2 separate regions of the Homo sapiens genome follow, and region 2 is linked to region 1. The links are chromatin loops, found by intact Hi-C in ENCODE. Cell type or tissue: gastrocnemius medialis. All regions are shown on one strand. Links, peaks and the distances in the headings refer to the core of each region. The heading gives the core; the rest is flanking DNA.

Evidence for each region. Peaks named below come from ENCODE experiments on the same cell type or tissue, not always from the same donor. Only the 100,000 strongest peaks of a DNase experiment are listed, where the experiment ranks them.
Region 2: a loop joins it to region 1, with 3.0 times the contacts of the local background. A loop is called at or near these places in 1 of 110 quality-filtered maps.

Annotation. Positions count from the first base shown.
Region 1 is chr11:31,802,654-31,806,685 of GRCh38, forward strand. It overlaps PAX6 (paired box 6), which reads right to left. Exons shown (of 14, transcript NM_001368894.2): 4 at 3,749-3,809; 5 at 51-181. The coding sequence starts at 3,758. Among named protein-coding and RNA genes, the nearest start is that of PAX6, 6.7 kb to the right of the region's middle. RefSeq lists a silencer at 1,490-1,705 and enhancers at 1,490-1,705, 2,874-3,543. In gastrocnemius medialis, for the core only: no CTCF peak of the experiment used is centred there; no DNase peak of the experiment used is centred there; H3K4me3 peaks cover 2,462 bases; H3K27me3 peaks cover 3,945 bases.
Region 2 is chr11:31,243,343-31,249,622 of GRCh38, forward strand. The region is part of intron 8 of DCDC1 (doublecortin domain containing 1); the gene reads right to left. Among named protein-coding and RNA genes, the nearest start is that of DCDC1, 120 kb to the right of the region's middle. In gastrocnemius medialis, for the core only: no CTCF peak of the experiment used is centred there; a DNase peak (open chromatin) is centred at 3,279; H3K27ac peaks cover 696 bases.

The DNA.
Region 1 (4,032 bases), core at 1-4,000:
AGAGTGGAGGGCCGCGGGGGCGGCGAGTGGGGCGGCGCCGGGAGGATCACCTGCAGAATTCGGGAAATGTCGCACGGCCGGGCCCCGCTGTGAGCTAGCTCTACAATCTTCTGCCGGGTGGAGTCCGGCAGTGGCCGCCCGTTGACAAAGACACCACCGAGCTGATTCACTCCGCTGTGACCTGAGGAAAGGGAGAGGAGAGGAAAGGGGAAAAGAAGAGAAGAGAGCAGAGTGAAGAGGAAGAAGAGGGAGAAGAAGGAAGAGGAAGATGAGGGAGAACAAGAACAGAAAGGAGAGGAGGAAGGGGAAGAGGAAGAAGGAGAGGAGGAGGAGACAACCACAATGCATCCTCATCCCCCTGCCAACCTGTGCCAACCTCGGCGGTCAGTTCCCTGCTATCGATCAAATAAAGGACAACAGGACCACCAGCCATGCCAGACATCGGGCAGCCCAGTCCAAGCAACCGTGCCCCTGCCCACTGTACTGCAGCAGCAACACAGAGTCAGACACATGCCAAGGAACAAGTACACATGGACCTCACTACAGCCATAACCCCAGCAGTGTCCCCAGCCCACTGCCCCTCTTCATAAACACTGCAGCCAGCCTCTGAACCCACAAAGCGCTAAGAACCGGCTCTATAAATCTCCCAAAGATCCCCTCTGAGTGTCACCGCAAACCATGGGTTCTACAGATCCCACACTGAACCTTCAAGGTCTCTGCAGTGTTGGGACAGTGATAGCAAACCTTACAGCCCTTGAGTGCTCCCTTAGACGCTAAAATCCAGAAATGTTTCCATCACCGTCCAAACTGGCCAAGGCCTGGCACAAGCATCGAGTTGGGTTTTGTTTGGTTAGAATAGAAGAAGGAAGAGGAGAGAACAACCAGAGCAGCCAGTATGTGGCTGGTGAACCCCAGTCCAGGTTTCCGCACCTCCAGTGCAGACGTGAGAGTCAGAGCCCGGGCTCGGCTTCAGCCACAGACAAGTCCGGCCACCGCAAGTAAGGCTTAGAGCCGGGAGTCGGTTCGCACCAGCCACTGCTCGCTTTATTTCCGCCGCTGAACTCCGCCCTCCCCTTAGCCAAGGATAGATATTATCAAAAAGAAAAAACAGAAAAGAAAAATACCACATCATAGTGTTCCCCATCCCTCCTTTATCTTTGTATCTCACAACCTCATCCCTGTGGTCCAACCTTAGAGAATAGGGAGAGGGAGTTAGCCCCTCTTTGTAGTCCCCCTCCCCAAAAACCACAGACACACAAAGCCAATTGCCAATTTCCACTTCCTTAAAAATCTCCAACCTGCAGCCCCGACTTAGATAGCAGCCCTCCCAGGAAAAGACGTGGCTCCCTGTTCAGCTCTCCTCTCCTCTCCTCTCTTCTCCTTGGAGCCTACTGATAAATTGACGCCAGGAGCCTGAGCTTCTTAGCAATAAATAAGCTCCAAATATAGAAGAGGGGGGAAAATATGATGAGCCTCTCTGACATTTGTCTTTAAAATAAAACTAGCTGCACGTCAAGTTTGAGCTTAATTTCTGGAAATAGGCGGAAGTCGCTCCGGATCATGCATGGAAGGCTAATTGAAAAGATCAGTCGGGGCGCTTGTGGCAGCCTTGTCACTTTGTGACAGTGCTCCGCTCCGGGAAATTGCATCGTCACGACAAACGGGACCGTGATAAAACGACCCTTTCCGTCCTTATTTGTAGATCACTCAGACGAGATTGAACTGCACTTGTTTCCCCTTCGAGGGGAGCCGCGTTTTCAGGGTAGCCGAAGGCTTGGGGCTGAGGGGGGGCCCTCACCAAGGCGCGGGTGGGGGCCGGAGCCTCAACTCGATGAGAAGTGACAGGCGTTTGGGGGATCTGGGCTCCGGCCGGGACCAGCGCAAGCAGGGACTTTGCGGGGACACCGCTTCTCCAACAGAGCAAGGCCTGGCCCACGTTTCCGGTTTCTCCTAACTTCCTTTTATTGCCTTCCTTTGCTTCGCAAGTTCCATCTACCCCTCCAGCTACAGAGCCCCACCTCTAGGCACAGGAAGCTTCCCGGAAAAAGAAAGGCTGTCCCAGAAAGAGACCGAGAGAGACTTTCCAAACTTCGGGCATAGCCACGGCAATTCCCAGTCTGCTAATGCCAAGGCGGGCGCGTAAGGCCGCCTAAATCTAGACCTCCCTCCTCACTCATTTCAAAAAATAACAACGTGCCAGCCACCTCCGCAGATACCGCCGGCTGGTGCTTGCCCAGGAGACGCCAGGGCCAGAGCGCCACTCCCAGCATCGAAATGGCAGAGAGAAAGCGCAGCTCCAAATTCCCCTTCAGAGGTTAAGCCTCAATCATTGTGTCCCTTCCCTAGGGACTGCTGGCGCTCTCGCCCACTGGCGATGATTATGCGCCTAGAACTCGACCGCGAAGCAACTAATAGGAAAACATATGGTGTCAATTTGGATGCTCCGCGCCTCGCGCACACCCGGGAACGAGCGGCACAAAGCCCTGCCGGCCGGCCCGCGACCCCGCGCCCCTCGGGGCCTGCCAGCCGGGCCGCAGCGACAAACGCTCAGGGCTGCGCGCCCTGGCTGGGGCCCGCCCGAGAGACAGCCTGCGGCTGGGGAGTCTGAGCTCCAAGGGGAGAGCCCAGCCGCCGAAGGCGAGCCTACCGGCCAAGCCCTGGGGTCCGGCAGGTTCTGCACAACTACTCCCGCAAAGCTCGCCACCTTTGTGCCCTTTCCTCAGCTACGCGCTTACCAGCCCCGGAAGCACCAGGGGGCGACCGGCGTTTCCAAAACAGATGGATAAGGTGCTGGGGACCCTCCTTAAGCCTGTGTGGTTCGGCCAGGGCAGGCTGCTGGAAGACCCGGGCCTTTCCACACTTTGAGTTCAGTTGAGCCCCGACGCCGTGTGCCTCAACCGTAACCTCAAACCGGGCCTGGTTTCGCTGGGCCTCCAGGCTCCCAGGTCGGAGCTCTAGACTAGCCCTGCCGCGTACCAGCACCCACCACGAACAGGAAGGTGGGTGGGACCCCACGGGGTCTGGGCAGAGGAAAGCAGGGAGGTACAAGGGCCATAAGTATCAAAAGCGCTCTGGGCCTGGGACTATCAGGACCCAAGCAATTGCAGTTGCCAGGGCAGGGATTTTCCAATTCCTGGGCACCTCCTTACCAGACCCAGTAAACCGTGCTCTCTCCCGCGCCCTGTAACAGCGAGTTTACCACCCCTACCCTGCTGCAGGCCTGGGGGCTCCTCTCCCCATCCCTTCTAGGCCCGTAGTGGGGTGAGGAGGGGAGGAGCTGCCCTGAGAGTGACTTGGGGAGAGAAGCCCCCAACCCCGCCGGGTTGGTGGAGACTTTCAGTCTTGGCTAAGCCCAAAGGGGCCTCCTTCTCGCTCAACTAGGAGAAGACTTCGCCCCGCCCTGATCAGCCCAGCCCCTCTCTCCGGGGTCAGAGCCCGGGCAGGGGCGAGAGGGGGTGTGAGTTACAGGATTTGGGGGGGATGGGGTTTCTCTACCGCAGCTTCGAAAACTCGGGCGGGCTGTTCTTAAGGGCCCAGCCCCTGCTTCTCCAGTATCGAGAAGAGCCAAGCAAACGCCCTCCCCTCCCGGGCTGCCGGGCGCGGAGCGGGGAGCAGCCGCCGCAGGTCCCCGGGCCTCAGTCGGTCGGCGGCCGGGCCAGCGCGGGCGTCGCGAGTCCCTGTGTCCTCCCCTGACCCTCGGGTCCGCGCACCCCGAGCCCGAAGTCCCAGAAAGACCAGAGGCACTTACTGTTCTGCATGCTGGCTCTGGCTGGGGGCCGCGGGATTCCACGGGGCTCGAATATGGGGCTCTGTTAGCAAGAAAATAGGAGTTAATCCTCGGGCAGCTGCATCAGGTAGGCCTGAACTCCCAACCGAGGTGGACCTGGGGCTAGGACAGGAGAATCTCCGTTCTTTAGGAATTGATCCACTCAACCTCTTGGGGCGATCTGAGGGTCACTCAGCTCTGCCCTGCAGTGCATACAAAATCTACCCTTTGGGGCTTGAAACAAAGTACTGGAATATCCCCAATCT
Region 2 (6,280 bases), core at 1,339-5,338, 560 kb before region 1:
TAATTGGTATACTCATTGAACCTGGCATACTTTTTGAACATTGAAAGGCACTACATAAATAGATATTAAGTTGAAATAAAGTTTAATAAATTGAGCAGTAGGTGATAAGCTTGAATGATTTACACCCTAGAGTTAATCTTGAATTTAAACATGAGAAAATTTTATCAGATTCTCTACCTATGCTTGTCACAAAATAACTTTCAGATTATTTATGTCAGCTCAAGGGATTCCAAAAAAAGCACTTACTAGATCTAACAACAAAAATTCTAAGTTTTTCAAAGTTTATACTCTCCACAAGAATTTTAGAAAAAATACAGCTTAGAAAATAAAATAAAATTATACCACAGCATAAGCAGTGTCAGAATTGCTACTGGATGGAAAACAGCTCCCATGTTCCACATGATTTATGTAATTAGGAATACTATGGAAACCAGAAACAGCAAAGCAAAGAAAGCAGTATTCACAAGCAGGTTTTATAAGGGACTTCAGAATCTGCTCTGAACTTGTTGAATAATCTGTTCAGTATTCCAGAATCTCCCTGCAGGAAGCAGGGTCCTCATTATAACCACCAGAGCACTAATAAAGGTTAGCCTCTGAACTAGGGATTAGAAGGCTCTTTCTTTTTAGAAGCTGCAAACTAGTAACTTTGATGATCTTCTTGAAAAGGAAGACAAAGCACACTCCAAGAACAAACAATGTTTCCACTAACTAGGAAGGTACAGAAAACATAAGAAAATGATACGCCTAAGTACTTAAAAATGATGTATAAATCAGCCTACGTTATACTAAAAAATAATAATATTTATTAAGCAGTTAGAATTAAAGAACTGTCCATTTAAAAAGGAGCCTCGGCCTAAAACATACTTTTAAAATATTATTGAATAATTGATTTTTTAAAAAAGAAGTCGCTCTACTTTTTAACCTCAACCCATAGATTTTAACTGGATGTGAATTAGTTATTTAAGTGTTTTAGTGGATATTCCTAATATTCTATACCAAATCATAGCTCATAAGTGCTCTTAACCAATGGTTTTCTTCTCTTTTATGTAGAGTTCTCTTTTTCCCTTATTATTTTTGTGTCCTTCCAACCATGTGCTTCTCTGTCTTCAAACTACTATGTAGAAATATTCAAACTACTATGTAGAAATATTGACTCATTCAAGAAAGTTATCCTATGGTCTTTTAATATTTGTGTGCGTAACTACACATAAACATTTCTTCTTATGTGAAAGGCCTTTATTACAGGTGTTCTACCTAGTTTCTTCTGTTTGCATGATTGTGGTAAGAACTTCTCTTTTGTGTATTTTCATTAAGCTAACCCTCAACATTTCATATTAAATGGTTTGGAAGTTAATCATCCCTTAAATTTAGCAATTATGCAGACATCAGTCAAATGGAATCATTTCATTGGGATCACTTCCACCCCTGGAAAGGTGAAAAGTTATGTGGATGATTACTTTTCATTCCTTTTGTTTCATCTCAAGTTATGACTATAGGGCAAAATTAAAATTAATCCAATCATTTCAATGAGTTTGGAGCTAAGACTGAGGCTGTTGATAAATCATGTGACCAAAAAAGAGTAACTCCACTGGACAGAGCTGGTAGTGAGCATCATAGGTAAACAGATTATATAACCAAAACTAGTAGCTATATTCATTTCATAATTATCAACCAATACCTTTCTCACTCACGCTGTTTCATTCCTTTTCCATTTCCTCCCCTCTTTCCCCACCTATTAATATATTCTTGTCCTTCAAGGCTCATATCAAATGTTACCACCTCTGGCAAAATATCCTAAATGATTTAGGTAGAATTAATTGCTCCCTCCTCTATGCCTCCCATAGCATTCTCTCTCTCTTTTTTTTTTTCTTATTGATTTGTATTAGTCCATATCTTGTCCCCTCCCACTTTCATCCCCCAGTAAATCCTAAAACCTTTTGGAGTTTGAAGTCACGATATTTTTTAGTTTAGTGAAAGCAGTGCTCAACAAATGTCTACTAGATGAATAAATGGTACTGCAGATATACTGTAGACAGTCTTCTGGGTAAGTTTTAAGAACATAACTACAACTATCCATGATCATTTAGAACCTGTAACTTTCTATAACCTAAAAAAATTTGATCTGAATTTGTTAAATAAACATGAATATACCCGAATTTCAAAGCATATTTAGGATGTGTGCAATTGTTTTTATTTTAATTTTCCTTATATGATTATGAAGACTAAGGAGGAAAATAAATATAAAAAGAAAGCCATAAGATTTGGGAAGGAAGCATTAACTAGACAGGAGAAGGCCAGAGATGGGTATTTTTAAAAAGTCCTTGGAAAACTCTTATGTACTTTATCCTACCTTGTCATAAATCATGCTTCTATAGGAAAAGGCACATAATAAAATTTAAATGACAGAGCAATAATATTAGATTAAGGTCAAAATAACTCTTTTAAATAAAAAAGGTAATTTCTTCTAAGAACCCCAAAAATGAGTTCAAATGTTAAATAAGAAAATAAACTGTTCAGGCTTCAAGAGGATCTTCTATTAAAACTTTCATCACTGATAAGAAGTGTGAACTTACTTGGGATACATAATGGAGGCAGTACATGATAAGGAACCAAAAATCTCTCTAAAGAGAAACCACAAAGCTAATCAAATTTGTCTATCAGATTTAGACTGGAATATTCTGTCATGATCTATACCGAGGGAATATATATCCCTCTCCAAAAGCAACATCCTACATTGAAAGGGCCATGTGCATACTGCATTTCAATCAAATATGGAAAGCTAAAAAGATCAGGATTTTTTGTTAATAGCATTTCAAGAAGCACAGGGAATAATCAAAGGCTTTAATAACTTGCTTACAATAAAAAATTAAGTCACGCCAATTAAATATCCATAACCATAATTTACATAATATTGTAATTTTCACATTTCAGTCAGAGTACATGAGACTATGAAAGAAAAGCACACTGCCCAGAGTATAGTTACCTATAAAGAAACTTCTATATATTCTTTGGCAGCAAGCTGCAGATCCAGCTTCTAAAATACTTGGCTATTGCTAACAAGATATCATTTAGAAATACACCAAGACATTTGGGAATTTCCCACCAATTCAACCTATTCAATTGGCTTTTTTTTTTTTAAATGAAGTTGACCTAAAAAGTCTTCTTTGGTCAAAACAAGGTAAGTTTTTAAAAGATACTAAGATGTGACTGCTTCCCAGTCCAGGAAGTATGACTGCAGGGAGTTTGAGCTAGTGCCAAGGTATGTGTGTATTTTAATGTTCCTTATCCAGCTTTACGAAATAGTTGGAAAGCTCCTGGTCCCACAGCAACCATCAGACACCATTCAAAAGCATGGTCTGCAGGGAAGATTGAATGACGGAGAACACACTGTCTCCTGTGTTGCTTGATTTATATCAGTGTATTTTTATCCAAACAAAACTAAACTAACAGCTGCTGTGTACTTTTGTTTACATGCTATATGTCAAATCTTATTGTCCCTAAGGTACTTATGAGAAAAGATTTAGCAGTGGTTTTCTTAAATACCAATGCCTACCCAAATTTGGATTTTTCCTCCACTGAACAAAATGACAAGCACATGATTGCTATACTTAGAGCAATCTTTCACAGCTGCTTTAGTTTTTCAGTGATCCTATTAAACTGACGGCATATTGCCTGTGGGGTCTACAGTGTTATAATACTGCTGTAAGAGACATTGATTTGTACGACAGGATCAAACAGAATAGTGATGCATTGCAGGAAGAATTTCATAGGTCATACTGTTTTTACCTGAGTAAAATTTAATTTGGACATTATGACCTTTATAGGACACCTGGTTATTTTAATTGCTGATGTGTGGATGAATGTTGACATTAAGGCTTAGGAGGTATGAAATCTTAGAAAGTCCTCTCCATTTTGAAAATGCAGCCTGAGTCATGTTTTTTTTCTTAAACTGAACGAAGTAGCTGTGCATTAAATATGCTGGCACATCTTCTGCTTGAGCAAGTGGACCGAAATGGTGTGAATTGTTAATGCCTTGCTGCTTTGGTTCACGGCTTGTGATTGATCATTTGTAACTATATCTACTCCTTGTTCCATGAAATCAAGTATGGAGTAATGGGTTCATCAGATTTGGGGGTTAAATTGAGAGTGAAGAGGTACTGTGTGTGGAAATAAGAGTTGCCATGTTCAGGGCTGGCCTTGTAACAGCATGGAATCTAAAGGCGATATTCAAAACCACTTCACTCATCATACGCTTACTGATTCTGAATAGGGCCCATTTGCAGGGGACATTTGGTAGTTTTCCAATACGCTTTATGCCTCTTTCTACTTCCACCACCATGCACATCTTTTTTTCATACATCCCCAGTAGCACATTGGTAGAACAGGTCAGCATACACAATTCATTTATTTAAATGACTTGATTTATACAAGTAGAAATAAGCTGGGATTCTATTGTCTGATCTTTCTTTCCCCTTCAACAAAAATAATAGTGTGTGTGTGTCTTTGAAAATACAAGGATTTTGTGAACTCAATTTCTTGGACTTCTAAAATATTTGATATTTAGTAGTAATGTAAAATAATTGGTTTGGCATACATGCAATTTAAGATTACTTAAAGAAATACTGAGAATTAACTATACCTAGTCAATTTTTATGTGGCCATGGCCTATACCAATACATAAAATTGAAAATGCATGACATGGTATTGTAAACTTTAAAGTTCCATACAAAAACTTAAAGTATTATCTTAGAGTTAGTTTTAGGGAGGATAATGCACAGAACTCAACAAATAAATCTAACCTAAAATAGAAGTAATGGTCTTTAGAAATGTCATTATATAATTACTTGATCTAATAACTGACATTTTTATTACTTGAGAGTATTTGTATTTATATTACTATCCCAAAAAGTTTAACCCAAATGGTATTAAATTAGGCACAAATTAACTTTTGACTCAGTCAGAAAATAAGTAATAGAAAACAAAGTAAAACATAGGAATAAGATCAATTACACAAAGCACTTACATATGTAAATAACATTCAAAAGCAAGCTAATTATAAAATGTCTTGAAATTCCACTGTTACATTGTACAGTCACATTAATACAAGTCTAAAGATGTAGTTAACCTTTTTGTTCTTTTATTTCCTTCTTTTAAGACTCAAAGTAGGAATAATAATAATACCCAGAACAAACATACCTAATTCAGAGACTTAAAAGTCAGCTAATGTGAGTAAAACAGTTTGGTACCCTTGAATGTAAATACTAAGTCAACATATTACTTACATGTTAATGATTTATTTAAGATGCAAATAGATATGTCAAGAGAGATTTATACTTTAAATGTGACAGACTAAAAAAAGCCCTAATCGTTTCAGCAATAAAAATGGAGGATTCCCTTTGACATTTATTTCTCCATGTTTGTTTCACAAAGACAGAATCTTCTATAATTAGTGTTTTTACATATTTTTGTCTACGATTTCTTCTCTCTTCTAAAAACTCTTAGGAGAAAGATAATCTCTGCTGAGTTGTGTTCTTTTACATAACTGTTAAATGCTGAGAGCTATGTAAGACATTGTTTTATAACAGGTAGTAGCAATTAGGCTGTTTGTTTTCATTGGCAATTATTACAATATATTTCATAATAAACTTCTGGGATCATGGACAAGTCATTAGGGTCAGAATAGGATTTTTGGCTTTAGAGTTCTAAGGCTGAAAAATAAGAGACATAAAAACCAGAAGACAGAAAGACAAACTTAAGGATTTTCTAAAAGCAAGGATTTGGTTTAAAAATTACATGAATGACTAAAACAAGTGTACCCCAACAAAAACTAGGAGTGATGATTATATCTTCATGAATATAAAAGAGGGCTTATGTTTTAAAGATTTCAACAGGGAATTTCTGAAAATATTAAAGAGTCTACAAATAAATTAGACTACTTTGTGAATGTTCATATTGCACAGTTCTGCCTTCACATATTTAATAAAAGATGACAGTGATCCAATTATATAATGGGAGATCTCCAACTGCCATTAAAACACTTTTAAAACTCAAGCCTTAGCAAAATTCTTGATAACCTCTGTAGATCAATAGTAAAAATATAAATTAGTGGTTACTTAACCACATTCTGTTTTTGACATAAGCAACAAGGGTAGATGAAGTCCTATGCCAGGAAGTCACTAGAAGACCCTGAGGACCATGTCTAAGAAACCCTGGAACCAAGGAAAAGTCAAAGAGACTGCAAGTCCAAGGAATGAAGACTTCCTGAGCAGCATCTTTCCGA